Regions from separate parts of the Homo sapiens genome. Here regions 1 and 2 are each linked to region 3. A link is a contact called in ENCODE Hi-C or POLR2A ChIA-PET data. All regions are on one chromosome and are shown on one strand. Each heading gives the region's core, a stretch centred on a gene start or an enhancer-like site at or near the end of the contact. The rest is flanking DNA. Distances are from core to core; before and after follow the strand shown. Region 1 holds the start of ZNF37A (zinc finger protein 37A). Region 2 holds the start of ZNF33A (zinc finger protein 33A). Region 3 holds the start of BMS1 (BMS1 ribosome biogenesis factor).

The links. Hi-C counts contacts between places; a loop is a spot of excess contacts on that map. ChIA-PET counts read pairs that join two places held with the same protein, here RNA polymerase II (POLR2A). Pooled maps may share reads with other maps.
Region 1: a map of CD4-positive, alpha-beta T cell shows a loop between it and region 3 (10-fold over the local background). The contact joins the promoter of ZNF37A here to the promoter of BMS1 in region 3. A Hi-C loop is called at or near these places in 5 of 168 maps with a recorded cell type or tissue (CD4-positive, alpha-beta T cell, CD4-positive, alpha-beta memory T cell, CD8-positive, alpha-beta T cell and 1 more) and 12 of 50 pooled maps.
Region 2: a map of CD8-positive, alpha-beta T cell shows a loop between it and region 3 (31-fold over the local background). The contact joins the promoter of ZNF33A here to the promoter of BMS1 in region 3. A Hi-C loop is called at or near these places in 3 of 168 maps with a recorded cell type or tissue (CD8-positive, alpha-beta T cell and naive thymus-derived CD4-positive, alpha-beta T cell), 1 of 37 single-sample maps with no recorded cell type and 12 of 50 pooled maps. POLR2A ChIA-PET finds 5 or more read pairs at or near these places in 1 of 52 experiments (activated CD4-positive, alpha-beta T cell).

What each region holds. Positions count from the first base shown.
Region 1 is chr10:38,092,702-38,097,379 of GRCh38, reverse strand. ZNF37A (zinc finger protein 37A) reads right to left here and starts at 3,043. Exons shown (of 8, transcript NM_001324250.3): 1 at 2,890-3,043; 2 at 2,156-2,449; 3 at 1,751-1,842; 4 at 1,576-1,636; 5 at 748-806. The coding sequence starts at 762. RefSeq lists an enhancer at 2,900-3,089.
Region 2 is chr10:38,009,117-38,013,980 of GRCh38, reverse strand. It overlaps ZNF33A (zinc finger protein 33A), which reads right to left and starts at 3,306. Exons shown (of 5, transcript NM_006954.2): 1 at 3,198-3,306; 2 at 1,631-1,683. The coding sequence starts at 1,639. RefSeq lists an enhancer at 2,604-2,783.
Region 3 is chr10:42,780,302-42,784,911 of GRCh38, reverse strand. BMS1 (BMS1 ribosome biogenesis factor) reads right to left here and starts at 2,117. Exons shown (of 23, transcript NM_014753.4): 1 at 2,082-2,117; 2 at 342-550. The coding sequence starts at 517. RefSeq lists an enhancer at 1,937-2,286.

The sequences.
Region 1 (4,678 bases), core at 1,794-4,293, 4.7 Mb after region 3:
TCTCGGACTCCTGACCTCATGATCCACCCACCTCGCCCTCCCAAAGTGTTGGGATTATAGGCATGAGCCACCTAGCCCGGCCTATTTGAATTTTTTAATCACATACTTTCTCTTGATATCGCTTAAGTTTTCCCCTGGACTGCACATGAATTATTCACTTCGTTGTACTACTTTTTCATGTAACTGCAAGATTGTCATCAGAAGTTTCACAGTGTCACCTAATAAAGCCCATTGACAAACTGTTTTATGTTCCAGTTTCACAACTCTGTGAGATCACAAGATCTGCATTCACTTACATGACATTTTTGTTTTACTCTTCATCAACTCTTTATCAGAAATCAGCAAACATTTTCTGTAAAGGGTCTCACAGTAAATATTTTAGGCTTGTGGGCCATTACAGTCTCTGCTGCAACCAGTCAACTCTGCCCTCATAGTATGAAAGTACCAACAGACAACACATAAATACATGAGTATAGCTGAGTCCCAATAAAACTTTATATATAATGAAATCTGAATTTCATATAATTCTTGTTTTTTTTCCCTCAGCCACCTAAAAATATAAAAACCATCCTTCGTTTGTGGACCATAAAAAAACATGCGGCAGGCTGCATTTGACCCATGAAATGTAATGTGACCTCTCCTCTATATTTTCCCTGATGTTATTTCTACTTTCATATGAATGTATAGACATTTTTTAAACCTCAATAATTACTTTTAAGCAAAACGGTGAAAAAATAAACAACTTACCTGGGATGTGATCATCTTCCACTGGTGTTGGAAGAGCAGAGCAAACTGTGAGGGTGTAGCTGAGAAATAAGAAAAGATCATGAGTGATGTCACTTGCCTTAAAAGGTCCACTTCGCAGCCGGCAAAACATCTCTGAAAGGGAGATACTCACACGCCCATGCATGACTCTGGCATGATTATGTACTGCTTGGACTCATTAGTTTTCAAATGTAAAAACGTTTGTTTTCTACTGACTTAAAAACAATTTATGCTGTACTCTAACAGAGTATGCAAACCGATATATTAAACTAATTAAGCAAGTTAGGAAAAGCCAAAGAGTGGAACATAATACTTTCATTAAAACTGATGCTAAACAAAAATACTCAGGTTTTAATCTTTATTACAAACCAGAGAATCCCAACAAGGTTTTGAAAAAAGCGATGTGGTATTTTTCAGCCCAGTTTTTTTTGTTTGTTTGTTTGCTTTTTTGAGACAGAGTCCTGCCCTGTTTGTTGCCCAGGCTGGAGTGCGATGGCATGATCTCGACTCACCGCAACCTCCTGCCTCAGCCTCCCAAGTCGCTGGGACTACAGGTGCGCACCACCACACCCGGCTAATTTTTTGCATTTTTAGTAGAGACGGGGTTTCACCATGTTGGCCAGGCTGGTCTCGAACTCCTGACCTCTTGATCCACCCCCCTCAGCCTCCCAAAGTGCTGGGATTACTGGCGTGAACCACCGTGCCCAGCCCAGCCCAGTTTTTTTGGAAGGAAAACGAACTTGCTCTAACTTGATTTGAGGTTCTCAAAACAATCTTTGGATTTAAAAAAGCAAACTGATTTTTACTTACTCTGTTGTCAACGCAGCAAACACCCTCCTGAGTCCTCAAGCGACTCTGTCTGTTCTTGACTCTGCCACAACAAAATGTGTCAATGTCATCAGTAACTTAACACGTTAAGCTCGTTTCCTGTCCACCCCACCCCATCCCATCTTTTAAATAAAGCGTAAATAGATAACTTACAGACCTTTCTCGCGGCTGTACCTCTGATTCTGTAAGATCAAGATGGGGGCATCCGTACATCTCTAGTTGTGCTGCAGTGCGCCAGCAGCTCAGCATCTAGAACGAGCGAGTAACGAATCCAGGCATGGAGGGTGCTGTCCTCCACTTGGCTGCTAAGCTCTTCCCTCCGCATGATGCCTTCACAACTCCCCAAGAAGCGGTGCTGTCTGCTCCTTCGGCCTTGCCCTCTTCTGCCCCCACATCTGAATGGGCACAAAGCTCCCAGCCTGTGGGGGTCTGGAAAGGACACAAATCGAGCCTCTGCTCCTCCCACCCGTGCTCTAGATCTCTAGTGAGGTGTCAGCCCAACGGGTTGGGTGTCCTCCTAGGAGGGCCCCTGGGCCCTCGCCCCCCACCCTTCCCTTCTTACCCCACAACAGCTGCTTTGCTCCAAGACAGCTGGGCCTAAGCCCTTTGGTTCGAATCCTCATTCAAGACAGAAAGCTCCTACATCTTCCTGTCACTTGAGCCATGAGCTGGACCCTCTGAAAATGCCCACTGGTGCTAATGGGGACACAGGCGAGGCTGGACAGTGCCGGAGGGCCTGGGGTGCCTCCCTCCGCGTGCGCGGCCTCACAGGTCAGTGGAAACAAGAAATTCCCCAATCCACAGCCACGATGACTTCAAAATACTTCCCGAAGACATCAGGCAATGAAGCTGCGACCTGCGAGGACACAGCAAGCCGAGTGACGCTGGCCAGAGGCTGGGTGTGGAGTCCGCGCCTGCAGGGTCCCTCCCCGCCCCGCGGGCGCTTCCCCCCACCCCATTCGCCTCGGCATCGCAGTGACACCGCGGCGACGCCGACCACAGGTGGTTGTGAGGACAGCGAGATTCTGAGGGGAAAGAATGAGAGAAGCGCGCATCTATTGGGCAGAAGGCCCGTTTCTGCGCCGTCCTGCGGAGGCCTCCGGGCATCCTTCACCTCAGGGAAGAGAAAATCCAACCTCACTTGTCACAGGCGCGGGACTTGCGCATTCCCTTTGGGAGCACAAGAACCGAGGCAGGATTCGGACCCAGGCCAGGCGGCAAAGGCGTTCCCTCTCTCCCACCCCCAGGCCGCGCGGAACCCCCAGTCCACCCTCGCCCCTGCCCTCCCTTACTCACCCTCCGCGTCCTCTACCCGGACGCCAGGAGATGCCGGGAGCCCTCCCCGTCAGAGTGCCGGGGAGAAAAACAAACCTGGAGCCATATGGCAGACATGCCCAGAAGGCCCGAAGCGGCTCCCGCGACGGGGGCCGAAAAGTGCACACTACATCTCCCACAAGTCCTCGCGCCGCTCCCTTAGAAAGTGCACGCTTCATTTCCCACAAGCCCTCGCGCCGCTCCCTTAGAAAGTGCAGACTACATTTCCCACAAGCCCTCGCGCCACTCCTTTTGAAAGGGCATGAGGTTTCAGCCGCATTGGGCAGTTAGTTCCCAGATGCGGCAAGTGCAGTACTGCAGTTTTATTCGTTAGCTGAAATAAATTATGAGTATTTAAATTACACAGCTTTCTCATGAATTACATCCCCCTGATGATTTGGCCGTCCTCAACACTTCCTCATTTGGCAGAATTCACGAGTGGAATTTCTCCAGACGAGGTCGGTTCCTGTGGCCCCGCGACGCTGCCGCAGCACCACCTACACTTGCGCCAGTGTGGAGAGCTTCACTTGCTCCTTTCTGGTCCATTGGACGCTAACCGTGAGAAAACACGCTGGACATGAGCATTACCAGCCTGTAAGCTGTCGTAAAGATAACTCGGAATTGCTCTTCAAATTTTATTTGTTAAACCACGTAATACCATCTTGCATGGCAAACATGCATTTTCCATTCTTCAGGAGTATGCAGGATCTCTTGATCACGATAACTTTTTAAAGTTCACAGGCAGAGGTAATACAGGAGTGGAAAACCAAAAACCGTAGGTTCTCACTTATAAGTGGGAGCTAAGCTATGAGTACGCAGAGGCATACAGAGTGATATAATGGACTTTAGAGACTCAGAAGGGGCTGGTAGGAAGGAGGCCGGAGGTTAAAAAAACTACACATGGCCAGGCGCGGTGGCTCACGCCTGTAGTCTCAGCACTTTGGGAGGCGGAGGCGGGTGGATCACGAAGTCAGGAGTTCAAGACCAGCCTAGGTAACACGGTGAAACCCCGTCTCCACTAAAACTACAAAATTAGCTGGGCGTGGTGGCACACACCTGCAGTCCCAGCTATTTGGGAGGCTGAGGCAGGGGAATCCCTTGAACTCGAGAGGTGGAGGTTGTAGTGAGCTGAAATCGCGCCATTGCACTTCAGCTTGGGCAACAAGAGCAAAACTCCATCTCAAAAATGAAAAAAAAAAAACTATACATTAGGTACAGTGTACACTACTCAGGTGACAGGTGCACTAAAATCTCAGAATCCACCACTTTATAATTCATCCATAACCAAAAACCACTTGTACTCCAAAAGCTATTGAAGTTTAAGTTAAAATAAAAATAAAAAATAAATGTCCACTGACCAAAAAAGAAGCATTTTTCTCCATTTCTATTCCCTTCTTTACCACCACTGATGATAATCCCACTTGTTCCCATGCTGGAAAAGCATTTAGTACCATCCATGTAAAAGAATCAAATTATTCAAGGGTTGAGATGCATTTCAGAAGACAGTCATGGTAAGTACAACAATGATTATCACTTCGAGACACAATTTATTTTCCTGCTCATAATGTTTTTTTTTTTTTTTTTTTTTTTTGAGATGGAGTCTGGCTCTGTAACCCAGGCTGGAGTGCAGTGACATGATCTCGGCTCACCGCAACCTCCGCCTCCTGGGTTCAAGCGACTCTCCTGCCTCAGCGTCCCAAGTAGCTGGGACTACAGGCTTGTGCCACCACACCCGGCTAATTTTTGTAATTTTAGTAGAGATCGGGTTTCA
Region 2 (4,864 bases), core at 2,057-4,556, 4.8 Mb after region 3:
TCAACTCTGCCACTGAAGCCAGATACTGTGGCTTATATGTAAATGAATGAATGAGCAGGGAGGTGTCAGGATTGTGAGGGGGACAAGACGGCAGCTTCAGGAGTGCTGGCAATGTTTGTTTTGACCTGTGTATTCATTATTTGTGCCACGGATTTGTAATAATTCATTAAGTTCTATATTTAAAATTTAGGGGGTTGTGTATCTATCTGCTACACATGTAGAAATAAGATTCATTAAAAATTAAAATACACAATCCTAGCACTTTGGGAGGCCAAGGTGGGGGATCACGAGGTCAGGAGACTGAGACCAGCCTGGCCAACATGGTGAAACCCCGTCTCTACTAAAAATACAAAAATTAGCTGGGTATGGTGGTGCGTGCCTATAATCCCAGCTACTCGGGAGGTTGAGGCAGGAGAATCACTTTAACCAAGGAGTCGAGGCAGGAGAATCACTTGAACCAGGGAGTCGGAGGTTGCAGTGAGCCAAGATCACACCACTGTGCTACAGCCTGGTGACAGAGCAAGACTCTGTATCAAAAAAAATAATAATAATAAAATACATTTTAATTTACCGGCTGGGTGCAGTGGCTCACGCCTGTAATCCCAGCACTTTGGGAGGCTGAGGAGAGCAGATCACGAGGTCAAGATATCAAGACCATCCTGGCCAACACGGTAAAACCCCGTCTCTACTAAAAATACAAAAATTAGCCAGGTGTGGTGGCGCATGCCTGTAGTCCCAGCTACTCGGGAGGCTGAGGCAAGAGAATCGCTTGAACCCGGGAGGCAGAAGTTTCAGTGAGCCAAGATCGCGCCACTGTACTCCAGAATGGCAAGAGAGCAAGATTCCGTCTCAAAAAAATAAAAAAATTAAAATTAAAATACATTTTAATTTACTGATCAAACACTACATCCAAAAGAAAACTGGAACCTGTGTGAAATAAAAATTAAAAAAGCAGTTTGACTCAATAGGCTGCACTCATTTCAGGGTTATCACTGGAAGCTTATTCACTATGGGTCCCTATGTTATGACCAAAAAAGGTATCTGCCAGGAAGTCTTTGTGCCTTCAGAGGAGTCAGTCTGTCTGTATCCAGTGTCTTCCTTTCTGCCATGGTTGTTGGAAACGTAAGAAACATACGAAGCTCAACTTATTGACTCTAACTTGGCCCTGCTATTGATCTGTTACTTTATATTTTCTGGGAAGTTCAATTTTTATCTATTACTAACTTCTCATCTTAACATATTGACTCTTGGCCAGACACGGTGCCTCACGCTTGTAATCCCAGCACTTTGGGAGACCAAGGCGGGCGGATTGACTGAGCTCAGGAGTTTGCGACCAGCCTAGGCAACACGGTGAAACCCTGTCTCTATTAAAACGCAAAAAATTAGCCAGGCGTGGCAGCATGCGCCTGCAGTCCCAGCTACTCGGGGGGCTGAGGCAGGAGAATTGCTTGAACCCGGGAGGCAGAGGTTGCAGTGAACCGAGATGGGGACATTGTACTCCAGCCTGGGTGACAGAGTGAGACTCCGTCTCACAAAAAAAAAAAAAAAAAAAAAACAAACACCATATCGACTCTTACAAATCTCACAAAGTCCACTGCAAAATAAAGTAGGGAATTAATAAACAACTTACCTTGTTCATTTTGTTCTGTTCTTGGAAAGACGGAGACAACTCTGAAGATACAGCTGAGTTAGAAAAAGAGGAATGGGGTCATGAAAGATTTGGCCTGCCTGGCAACTCCTGGATTCTTCCGCCCTAAGAAGCCATACACACCCACTAGGTAAAATGCTTCCTCTGGGAGAGTATCAATGTCCTCTGACACTTTGGAATAGGGGGTAGAAATGGTGGAAGAACACTTCGGAATAGGCGGTAGAAATGGTGAAAGAATAACTCCAACATAATTATGTAGCTCTTGGGCACAAGATTTTTTACCGGGTGAAAGTAAATATTTGCTTCCTAAGGATTTCAATCTCCCTCGGTGTTCACAAAAAAAAGTATAATGACAATATTGGCCAAACAAGTTAACAATATATTTAATGAAGGAACATTAACACTAAAACCATTGTAAAAAATAGGACTAAGCTATCTATTTTCCCAGTAATGTTACTTAACCTCTGGTGAGTGACTCCACAGAAAGCCATAAGCGGCAGTGCTTCAAAGAAAAAATCAGTTTTAATTTCTTCATCTAACTTTGTTGCTATTTCTCAAAGGGATATTTTAAACTTGCTTTGATGTGTGTGGAAAAGTAGACAGTACTGGCTTAGGGGTCAGGAGATGTGACTTAGTCTTCCCTACTAACTGTGATCCTGAACAAGTCAGTGACCTTAACAAACAAAAAAACAAAAAAAATCTTTTTCTTCTAACAAATGAGGCAAAATTAGGTAATTCTTTGTTTTTGTTTTTTTTTGAGACGGAGTTTCGCTCTTGTTGCCCAGTCTGGAGTGCAATAGTGCGATCTTGGCTACCTGTAACCTCCGCCTCCCGGGTTCAAGCAATTTTCCGCCTCAGTAGCTGGGATTACAGGCATGCGCCACCACGCCCGGCTACTTTTCGTATTTTTAGTAGAGACGGGGTTTCACCATGTTGGTCAGGCTGGTCTCGAATTTCTGACCTCAGGTGATCCACCCGCCTCGGCCTCCCAAAGTGCTGGGATTACAGGCGAGAGCCACCGCGCCAGGCCAAAATTAGGTAATTCTTGAAGATCTTTCCTGAGTGCAAGATCAAGTCAGGACAGAGGAACAGCAAATACCAAGATGCAGTGATGGACCTGACTGGAGGTCAGTTCGGAACCTAAAGAGGATGAATGCAATACGTGCAACCGAGTCTGCCGGTCTGGCGGGCGACTGCACCCGCCTTTCCCCGCCCACGTACCGCGGCGCCCTAGCACACGCGCACAGGCTAGACAAGAGAACTGCCCCTCCCGCAAGGCTCAGCGCGCGGACTGCGCAAGCGCACATGCCCTCCTCCGCGGCCCCCACAAATGGGGCGACACACGCTGCGTACCCTGCTCCGTACAGAGGCCGCGCCTTTGAGGAACCGGCCTAGCGTCGTGGCCCACACGCTGCAGCCCCGCCGTCCCCGCCTTCCCCTATGAGGTCCCCGGGCCTCCTCCCCACCACTTGGTACCGGCCCCCTGCCGCCCGCCCCAGGAGTCGCGCGGGGCTCCCTCTCTCTCCCTGCCCAACCCACTGGGGCTTACCCCACTCCCTCGTCGGGTTGCATTCGCCATAGAAAAGCGCGTAGACCCTTGAAATCCCGGGACCGCCTCCCACGCAAAACCTGAGAAAAACAAAAGGAAAGGCGGAAACGCAGACGTAGCCGGCGGACGAGGCATGCGCAGAGCCCACGCGCACAGCTTGATGCTGTTGGCGCCCTACCTGGAAACTACCTTTCCCGTGAGGCCGGGCGAGCAGCCCTTCGGATTGGTAGAGAAGTGCCCCGCTAGGCAGTGGGCAGATGCGGTCTGAGTTGGTGCTGGAACTGCCTGCAGCCCTGGCTTTCCCCGGGGCACTCCAAAGGGATATACTGCGGGGGAGGTCTGTGGGCAGTTTAGACGCAGACGCTCAAGGAAAGGACCGCTGCGTGTCATTTTCCGTTTAAATGTTAGGAAATAGATCTCGTCCATACAGTTTAAAAGACTTTCATGCTATCAGCGGTTCTTTGGGAGCGGGGGAAAAAAGGGGAAGGTGCGGCCGGAAAGCTACTTCATCAAAATGGTTAAAGCAATAAACGGAAATTGTAGCTCAGTAAGGAACTAGACATAATCTGAAAGAAGAAAATAAATGTCACGTATGATTTCCTCTGTGACATTAAAATTGCTTGACTAAATGGAAATACTTTTAGTCTATCTGTACCTTTCTTAGGAAGACAAAATTCCTAAAAGAATATCAACAAATTTTTGTTATGTATTTTTTCTCTTTGATCTTTAGTGTATTCTGTACTTCACAAAAGCATTCTCAACTTTATCTAGAATAAGTAAAAACCCAAATGAACAGCCAGTATACATTTTAAAAAGCAGGAAAAAAATGCCTAAGGAATATCTGTATCTATCTACATCTATCTATATAATATTGCTCTATTCAAAGTAGTTTGGCACCTGCTCCATGGAAATAAGACAGCTTAAGAGTATTCTTTAATGTGTAGTAGATACAGCATTTCAAAACAGTGAGGGAAAGAATGGAGTATTCCAAAGAGCATGTCATTCCGAGCAATTTGGAATGTAGAGATATACATAGATCACACATGATAAAATCTCACATGTATACAATACTTAAACATTTAAACCACTAAAAGAGTAAAAATTTTTGAAAATTGACAAGTGGACCAGGCACAGTGGCCCACACCTGTAACCCCAGCACTTTGGGAGGCGGAGGCAGGAGGACCACTTGATCCTTGGAGTTCAAGACCAGCCTGGGCACTATAGTGGGACCCCCATCTCTACAAAAAACTAAAAATAACAATTAGCCTGGCATGTAGGCAGGCACCTGTGATCCCAGCTACTCAGGAGGCTGAGGTTGGAGGATCACTTGAGCCCCGGGCTGCAGTAAGCCATCATGGCACCACTGCACTCCAGCATGGGTGACAAAGTGAGACCTTGTCTCAAAAAAAACAACAAGGGATGTGATGCCAAAGACAGAAACTATAAATTTAATATCAGTCACATTTTATAATAGAGAAAAATAAGCAACTCCATTCCAGCAAAACTTTTTAAGTCCATTATGAGAATTGAAAGTAATGCAAATATGGCCAGGCGTGGTGGCTCACGCCTGTAATCCCAGCATTTTGGGAGGCTGAGGCGGGTAGATCATGAGGTCAAGAGATCGAGACTATCCTGCCCAACATGGTGAAACCCCTTCTGTACTAAAA
Region 3 (4,610 bases), core at 868-3,367:
TTAAATATTGTAATTTTTGTATTTTATATTACAACTATGTAAAACATACCTGGGGGGAAAAAGCACACTTATCACCATAGAAACAGTTTAAAATTTAGGAACAAACAAAGTCTATAAATTCTTGTATCCTGGGCAATAAACACTAACCAGTATGCAGATGCTGGAGGCAAGGCAGCTTCTATGGGAAAAGCTTCTCACGTTTTAGTGAAAGCCACACACCATGAATCTCCATGTCCTTTGGAGCTGGACTAGACTCGTGAATCCAAATGTCACCTGTGAGAGGCTCCTACTATTTAAAAAAAGAATCAATGGAAGAATGACCAGACCGTAGCCTAACATACCTGTGAAAGGATCGAGCCATCCGCACAGCAGACTGAACTGCAAAAGCTTTGGGATTTCTCTTCCGGGCATCTTCTTCGTCTCCTAGCTGGAGATCCTGCAGAAGCCGCTTCTTTTTCTTTGCAGCTTTGGGTCCACTGTTTTTCTTTCTGTGTTTCTTCTGGTCCTTAGCCTCCATAGTGGCTATTTACCAATAACAAGTAACTCTAACCTACAAGGAAGAAGGTTGGGGTAAGGAGATGGGAGAAGCATTTTACAATCCAGGCAATACCCAGGGAAAAACAGTAAATTTCATTTATTTCTTTATGAAGAGATGATGTATTTGTTCACTGAACAAGGGTAGAAACTGCTTAACCATCCCCAATTTCATTTCTCTCTGTTATGCTATAAATTAGATGAGTTACCTCTCTTAAGATTACATTTTATGGTTAAGTTACTTTTTATTCATCTTAAGTGTCAACATCAGCAGTATCTATTTCTGCAAGGATAGAAATATACTATATCTGTACTTTTCAGCCATTTAGCCATTAGCCACATGTGGTTACTTACAATATACTTAGGGAAACTGAAAAAATGAGTTTTTAATTAATTTCATTCTAACTCCAAATAGTCACATGTGGCTACCATACTGGACAGCTCAGACCCAGGTATCAACTGGACTGATGAAGTGGTTTCCTAACTTAAACTAAAACTTAAATTTTAATAAAAAAATGTGAAACGTTTTTATGAACCTCCAATATGATCGCAGTATTACTTTTAGTACCTGTTGACTCTGTAAAACTCCTAAATTACAACTTATCTACATACATTTGAAAAATAGAAATAGCTGTACGTGTGAGATAGGACTGGTTCTAGATGACACCTGGAGACCCCATGAACTTACAGAGACCCTTCCAGTGATTTCTGAGTTACCTGGGAATCTGTGGCTAATAAATTGGCAATCACTGAATTAGTGAGTTATTTTAGGAAATCGGGCTGCATAAAATCTGACAGCTTGATTAAAAAAAAAAAGCGGAGCAGGATGCCATTTCATTCAATTAAGGTACTGTATTCATTCCGTTGAATAAATATTTGTGTCTGTCTACGATGTGCTAGGCACTGTGCCAGTAAGTGGATACAGCTATTATCTGACTTGCAGAGGAAATCCAAACTATTATCTTCCGCGCCACGCAATAAGGGCGACATTGGAAGGCTGCACAGGGTGCTACTGGAGCACGGAGGTGAGTCAGAGGCTTCCCACAGACACACACCAGCGGAAACAAAGTCTTTATGTATTACCATAATGTCAAGAACACTGGCCAGGAGTTAGGAGAGCTGGGCGCTAGGAACGCTTTGAAACCGAATAGCTGTGTGATTTCAGAGATTATGTTTCTTCTCTGCTATATTTTAGTTCAGCACTTGTACTAATGTTTCTCTCCCTGTCTTTCTTCTTGGTGGGAAAAGCACAATTTGGGGTCAACAGATCCAGCTCAGGTCTAAGTCTCCTACCGGGACCACGTCGCCAGGAAACGACGTCGCCCAGCCACCTTCCCTCCCCGTCTGGGCTCTCTGCAGGGATTCATCACGTCACTCACCCAACTACCCCAGGACACCTCCGCCAGATGAGAAATATGCCGCTCCTCGGGAGCAAAGATGACCCGGAGGACCGGGGGAGGACCTTCCCACACGCACGACTCGCGATCTTCCCAGTGCCCCAGAACCAGGGACCCCACCGCCGCCTACCCCAACCCGCAGCACCGAACCTGCTCGCAGCCGCGACTCCTCAGGTCAGCATGGACACCGCCGGAAACGGAAATTCACAGTCGCGCTGACTCGCCGGAGGGAAACAAGAAGGCAGAAAAAAGAGACCGGCATGGGGACGGCTTTCAGGGGAGAGCCTGAAGAAAGAGGGCTGAACAGCTGAGTGCGGACGCAGGCGCCGTCCGCGCAGTGCGTTCCACCGGGTCCAGGTCCTTCCAGATTCCTCTCCACCCCGCCCTCGGAATCCGCGGCCTCAACTTCCGCGGTGGGACTCCGGAGCAGCGTGCGCCGCGCTCGCCTGAGTTCTCGCCGAAGGCCAGGGCGGCTCTGCGGCCTGGCGCCGGTTAGTTAGTGTGGTGCAAAAGCCGGAAGGAGACACATTTGGTCCTGGCCTCCCGGCAGTCACCGTGCCAAGGACGAATGGACTATCGCTTGATTTGGAGTACACTTCCTCCTCTTTAAAGATTACAGATGAGGGGGATCTCGCGTTCTGGGGTGCCCTAAAGCCCTCTTTTGGCAGGGCGCAGTGGCTCACGCCTGTAATCCCTACACTTTGGGAAGCCGAGGAGGGAGGATTGCTTGAGCCCAGGAATTCAAGACAAGCCTGGGCAACATAGGGAGCCTACCTCTCTCTCTTAAAAAAAAAAAAAAAAAAAATTAGCCGGCATCGTGCCGGGCGCCTGTGGTGCTTGTGGTCCCAGCTACTCTGGAGGCTGAGGTGGGAGGATCGCTTGATCCCAGGAGGCGGAGTCTGCAGTGAACTGAGATGAGCCACTGGACTTCAGCCTGGGCAACAGAGCAAGACACTGTCTCTAAGAAAAATAAATAACATAAGGCCCTCTTTTGCCAGGACCAACAAACCGTGAGGGCAGGGACAAACTGACCCAGCCTAAACTGCCTCGCCCTCCCTAAACCCGGGAAAGGGGCTTTACCTGAGTGAACGTAGCATCTTGCCGTTTTCTTACTGCACAGCTTTACCTTCCCAGGGATCCGCCCATTGCCACCTGAGGAAATGCCTTGGAGTCCATCTAATCCCCAGCCCAGCTACTTGGGAGCCTACAGAGCGTACATTGTCAGAGGATGCATCTTCCTTTAGTCTTGGAGGGTTTCTTTTCAATATGATCCCGCTGGTGCATTCAAGGCTCAATTCTACACCAAAAACTAGGCCCACTCCTGTCACGAGAACCCCAGGCGTCAGGTCTTCTCACAGGCACCTTGTTCTTGCCCTCAGCAGCCCCCAGGTATTCACTCTGCATATTCTAGATACTGGGTGCTGGACTTGGGAGGCTACCCACGTGGCACATGCTTCCCTTATCCCTGAAGAGCTTAGAGTGTTGTAACTTCTTCACACTACACCTCTTACTTCTTGAAGATTTCAGTATCCAGGTAGATAATCCTTCCAACATCCTTTTGGTCTCATGAAGCCCACTCCTGTCCTCTGCCCTACCTCAGCTTCCCCCTCCCTCCATGATCAGACCTTAGACCTTGTCAGGTCCAAGGACTGCAACCCCCACAGTATCCCACTCTGACCAGGTCTATCTATCCTCCTATCTGTCCAGGTCACTCCCTATACTGCCCTGAAACAAAACTCCTGCAACCTTACCAGCACCTCCAATCAAGATCTTACTACTTGTTCACTGTTTCTTCCTTTATGACCCTCTCTAGTGAGCCAGCTTAAACTCAATGGCCAACCATTCTCATTGATCCCTTGCACACCTCCTCAACTCATGCACCTCCCTGTCATCTCCTATCTGCTTGGTAAGATGGGAGCCCTGGATAAACCCAGCTCTCCATCTATTCCATGCCACGACGATGCAACTAAACATGGCTGGAGGAAAACAGGACCATGCCAGCCGTCCTCACTTTAATCATTCTTTGCCTGGTCTATTCAATCTCCCATTGTTCCAAGTGAGTATTTCGCACTTCCTCCTCTCTGTTCAATCCTTCCCACTGCCTCTCCCTTCCTTGCCTCCTGCTTTGCTAAGAGAATAGAAGTGGTAAAAGTCTTCCACAGACTCCCACGTCCACCTCCACCCATCCGCCTCTTATTGCCTCCCTGTGACTGTGGATGAACAACTGCTAGGTCCACCCAAAGAATCCTGCACTGGACTGCTGGATCCCATCATCTCTTACTGCTCCAGGGTGTCACTCCAGCCAGCCTATCCTCTCTGCAACATCAGCAATATTTTCCTTTCTACTGGACTCTTCTCATCGTCACATAACATGCAGCTATTTCTCTCATCTTCAAAACAAAGAAATTACTCGACCCTATTTCCTATACCAGGACCTGCACCTTTTCTATGTTCCCCTTTGCAGCAAAACTTCACAAAAGAACAGTCAATACATACTCTGGCCCCTCTCCTATTCACTTTGATTCACTTGTCTCACAGGACTCCACCTGCAGCCCTGGATGCTCTTTCTCAGCTGCTTTTGCTGGTTCCCCTGCTCTCACCTGTTTAAATTAGAGTGAGGCCATAGGTTTCGGGCTTCAGTTTTCTTTTCTTCTGTGTCTATACTTATTCCCTGGATGA